Linked DNA regions of Mus musculus: region 2 is linked to region 1. The links are chromatin loops, found by intact Hi-C in ENCODE. Cell type or tissue: left cerebral cortex. All regions are shown on one strand.

The links. A loop is a pair of places that touch in the nucleus more often than their neighbours do. Peaks named below come from ENCODE experiments on the same cell type or tissue, not always from the same donor. Only the 100,000 strongest peaks of a DNase experiment are listed, where the experiment ranks them.
Region 2: a loop joins it to region 1, with 7 times the contacts of the local background. A loop is called at or near these places in 4 of 42 quality-filtered maps.

What each region holds. Positions count from the first base shown.
Region 1 is chr9:122,572,475-122,574,974 of GRCm38, reverse strand. It overlaps 9530059O14Rik (RIKEN cDNA 9530059O14 gene), which reads right to left and starts at 2,474. Exons shown (of 2, transcript NR_015610.2): 1 at 2,211-2,474. In left cerebral cortex, a CTCF peak has its summit at 1,228; DNase peaks (open chromatin) are centred at 618, 1,200 and 1,966; H3K4me3 peaks cover 2,349 bases; H3K27ac peaks cover 1,291 bases.
Region 2 is chr9:122,627,623-122,630,122 of GRCm38, reverse strand. No RefSeq gene overlaps it. Among named protein-coding and RNA genes, the nearest start is that of Mir138-1, 54 kb to the left of the region's middle. In left cerebral cortex, no CTCF peak of the experiment used is centred here; DNase peaks (open chromatin) are centred at 436, 758 and 1,128; H3K27ac peaks cover 1,303 bases.

The DNA.
Region 1 (2,500 bases):
GCTTCCTCTAATCATATGTGGCATGTCCTGACTCAGTTCTTCTTGGTGGAGCTTGCAGTAAAGGGCTAGTGCATCCATTTATTTCTTCTTCCTGTTCTCATGAAGATACCGGATGCTTAACTATCACACATGCTGGCTTATTCTGTATATTACCTGAAAACCTCATTAAAAAACAAACAAACAAAAAGACACTAAAAACCCAAACCCTTATTTTTATTAAGAAATCTTATCAGGAGATCCAACGCCTTTGATGTTTGTTCTCGACGTGTCTTTCAGCCTCCCCGACCTTAAAGTTTAGAAGCAGTTCTCACTCTGTCTTCTCCAACAAAATCAGCCTCTCAGAGTTATTACAAATACTGGTTTGCGAAGCTGACAGGTGAAGTGGAGTAATATTAGGTTTTGAAGGCTGCACAGGAGTCGAAGCCCCTCTCCAACATTAGTGCACATGAGCACAGGCATCACAGAGCCCGATGCTGCCTCGCCCTGCACTGCTGCAATTGCAGGGTTCCTTCCCTGGTGTCATGCAGACACTCAGAAGAAGGGTGGGGCTCCCTGGTCTTGCAGTGTAATGGCAAAGAGATTCTCTGCTGTTCAGAAAACTGAATTGTTCACATTCTGGTTTTCCAATATTCTCCACAAATACCTTGAACATAATGGGGTGGTTAAGACTGTCACTGTTTCTAATGTTACAAGGGAGATGAAAACCTTTGTGTCAGGCCAAATGAGATGTGTGCACCAGTGCAGATGGTGGTTATCAAAATGAAGGGGGTGAATCTAAAAGCCCAAGGAAAATCTCCTAGGGAGGAGACTGATAAGAATGAATATATATATATATATATTATATATATTTATAATATATATATATATATATATATATATATATATATATATATATAATGTGGTTAAGGTCTAGAAGTGAAATCTAACTGTGCTAAGCTCTGCTGGCAGCCTTATGAGTCAGCACACCTCTCAACCCTTCAGCAAGTGCAGCTAGAGTAAATGGGTAAGAGCTGTCTTTGGACACACCCATTCTCTCTCTCTCTCTCTCTCTCTCTCTCTCTCTCTCTCTCTCACACACACACACACACACACACACACACACACACACACCTTTATGCTGCTGGGTGTCTGAATTCAGAGCTTGTATCCCAAACTGCACCCTTCCACCTCCACTGAGAAGACTCAGCTCCAGTGCAGAAGGGCTAGCCTTCAGCTCTCTCCCCAGCGTAATTGGATCAGGGCTTATTTCTTCCTCTAGGGGCAACTCCTACTTCATTTTCTCTCCAGTCTGCATGTTATCAGCTTGACATCCCCTTCAGTGGCACATGACAAATTAAATTGGCCATCACTGTACTCATCAAAGGAGGTTGTCTTCTGTTCCCCAGAAGTCCTGTGTTCTCTCTCTCTCTCTCTCTCTCTCTCTCTCTCTCTCACACACACACACACCTTGGTTTTTATTTATTTCTATTTTTTTCCCTAGGGTTTTGTTTGAAAGGTTATAAGGAACATATGGACCATAAAGCCAAAAGTATAGTCGCAAAATATGACTCAAATACCTACATCTCTACTGCCTTGCATTTAAAACAAAAACTTTACAAAAACGCGAATTAAGTTATTTTCTCCATCTTCCCTCGTAATTCAACACTTTAACGCATATTTTCTGCCAAAAAGTCATAAAGTAAAAATGGTGTATCCTAGGCGCTTCCAAGTCTCACACATCCTTGGCAGAATAACCTGCAGCACAGGGGTAGATCAGAAACGGAGGGGGTTAGCTGGTTAGCAACATCTACAGCCACTGTTTCTTCTCTCCTTGGCATTTCAAGTGGCTTTTGGGGACAGAGTGACGGGACCAACGCAGAGGCTTCGCCCTAGCCCTACCCAGGGCTGATTCTCAAAAGGGCCCCCGCCCCCCACATTCAAACACGCCGGGTGTACCCAGCCTGCGCCAGCTAGCTAGAGCTCCCGGCTCCTATCTGAGTGTCTTTTCAACCTTTGTCAAGTATCTCAAGACAAGAATTCCTCAAATCAAAGCGCTTTCCCAAACCAGGGACTGGGGAAACTCGAAAAAGAGGCCCAGAAGGCGAGTGACTTCGGACTTGTTCTGCAAGCTTGACTTAGTCATTACACCAAACCTCCTGTGCCCTAGAGGATCCCGGGGTTCCCACACAGTAGGAGGGCATCCCATGCCTGCGCTCCCGCTGGGCACTCACCTACTGCTAGAAAAGAAGTCACAATCTGTGGTCCAGACTTCCGCCGCAGAGAAGCCCAGCACGCCCACCCAGAGGGCTAGCGCGCCTCCGCGGGTGGTCGGATCACAGGGTGCCGAGGGTACCCACTGAGGTGGCCGGACATCTGGGTGTCTGAGCGCGCCCTCCGAGGTAGTCTGATCGCTCGCGCCCGGTAGGGCGGTGGGAACCCGGGCAGCTGCTGCGAGGAGCGCTCCCGGGCGGGTCCGCGCCGAGCTCGAGCGAGCGGGCGAGCGGGGCGGGAGGGGCCATTT
Region 2 (2,500 bases), 55 kb before region 1:
CTGGTCAAGACCTTGGCACGCCCTGTCACCTTCCTGCCATAGTGAAGAGCGGCACACAGGTGACTCCAAAGGCTATGAAGTTCCTGTCCTGGTGTATGTTTTCGAGGCTGTGGCTCATTCATAGGTTCTCAACAGACACAGAGGAAGACAAGCCTGACCACAGAACTGCCTTTCCCCACTTACCCTCCGCCACAAGGTAGAGAGGCTACACAGACAGGGTCTTAGCTTGTAGTAAGCCAAGTTTCCCCTCTGCCAAGTCACCCACTCCCCTGACTTCCCAAAGGCATCTCCCAGCAAAGGCCCGTCTCCTCTTCTTCCAATCTCCCTGGTGGAACTCAGGTTTCTTAGCACCATGAAAAGACCTCACAAGCAGGCTCGGCAGAGCTCCCACCTCAGTGTTCCTTCTCCCTCCCGCCCACAGACCACGGGTGAGGAGACATTCCATGCTGAAATCCACACGGGGTGAGGTTAGATGAGGTGAGGTACCAGGGACCAGAGGGACTGCACGGGGATAATAACGAGGAAGGGAGCTGCTTTCAGAAATCCCCCAAAGGCACTTATATCTCGGTTGGGGGTGCTGGATGAGTATGTGGGTGACACACAGCACCTCACAGCACTTTACTCTTTAGGGGGTTAGAACACAAACTCCTCGGAGCCTGGTGATCTCAGCGGATTATGCAGCGCCAAGGCAGCGTGCCTGTGCCAAGAGGTGCACAGCTGCAGGAAGCCAAAGAAAGAGGGATGCTCACACCCACCCGAGCCCCTGCCTGGCGTGCTAAAGAGGCATGCAGGCGCATTCCGTCTGTGACTCATCCAGCTTTGCTCTCAGGACTTTTTAATGCCTTTTATCTTCCACAAACGATCTTGTCAGGCGGCTGGGATGTGTTAGATGTTCAAGAAGGCTCAGGGGGTGGGGGGTAAGCATGCACACACAGCATCCTTTAAAAAGCACAGTTGTCTCGCTTGAAAAACAATAAAAACAACACACCTGCTTGCCTCAGACCACTCGGAATGAACAGCCTTCTGGTGACACCTGAGTTCCCACTTCTTCTCACAAAGGACAGCAGACAGCTGGGTGTATAGTCAGTGGAAGGGGGGGTACAAGCCAGAGATGCCCTGGGTGTCATTCCCGACGTAGAACAAGGAGAATGGTGCCACCTCAGAAGTGTGGTGGGCAGGATGGAAGCAAGGAATGGACAAGAACTAAGATGGGTCCAGTCAGCCAGTTTGAGCATAAACACTCCTGATTTTGATCCACCTACTGCCCTAGGCTTTGTGCAGTGGAGCTGGATCCAAAGTAGGGTTAATAGGGCTGAAGAGTGTTAGAGAAAGAATAACATAATTAAAAAAAAATTACTTTCTCAGCTGGGTGTGGTGGCGAATACCTTTAATCCCAGCACTTGGGAGGCAGGCGGATCTCAGCGTTTGGAGGTCAGCCTGGTCTACAAAGTGAGTTCCAGGTCAGCCAGGGTTACATAGAGAATCCCTGTCTCAAACAACAACAACAACAAAATAAATTATTCTCTTTTTATTCCTTATTCAATAATTGACAATGGGTTTGATACTCAGCAATTTGGTGTGTGTATGTGTGTGTGAATAGACAAGTTTATTTCCCAAATCTTTTGAGTCACATAAAATAAGTAAGTAAGTAAATAAATAAATAAATAAATAAATAAAAAGATCCCTGGATGGAGGCGGGAATCCCATCGGATGGAGAAGGCCCAGTTCTACTCCAGAGGAGTCTGGAGAACAGCACGGTTCTCCTAAGAAGTGGAGAACATCCACGGTGAGGAGGCCATGCAGGTCAAACAAACAGCAGGTAATCACAGTGATTAATCTTAACTGTCTGCCTGACTGGACTTGGAATCGGTGTGGAGACGCACCTCTGGGTGCTTCTATGGTGGGAGGGTATTTCCAGAAAGGTTTAACAGAAGAGGGAAGCCCTCCACAATGTGGGGGGCACCATCCAACATGCCAGGGTTCTGACCTGAATAAAAGGGGGTGAGTCCGCTGAGCTCACCTGTCTCTACTGCTTGAGTAAGGACAGGATGTGACCATCTGCCTCGTGCCCCTTACCCTTTTCCCACCATCATGTCCCCCCAGCCCTGGACACACTGTAAGCAAAATAAACCCTCCCTCCCTTTCTCAGCAGCTTCCTGTCAGCAACAAGAAAAGTATCTGCTACAGTAACTGATGCAAGGGTGGCCTCAGGAAATACATTGGGTAGCGGAGAGCCCTCTACAGAGGATACTAAAAAGACCCCAGGAAAAAGGAGCCACCTGGTCCTTACAGTGCAGTGTGGAAGCTGCGAGAGAGGAGAGAGCTGTTGGGGTACCAGGGATCTGGAAGGCTAATGCTGGGCCTTGAGTCAGGACTGCCAGCCTCTGCCTGGGGTGGTGGCAGGCAGGTGGAAAGAGACTGGAGGCATATCGGATGCTTTTTGTGGGTGTATAGGGCGTAGGGGACTAGTCTCAATGTCTGCCTGGGAAGCTGTTGGTGA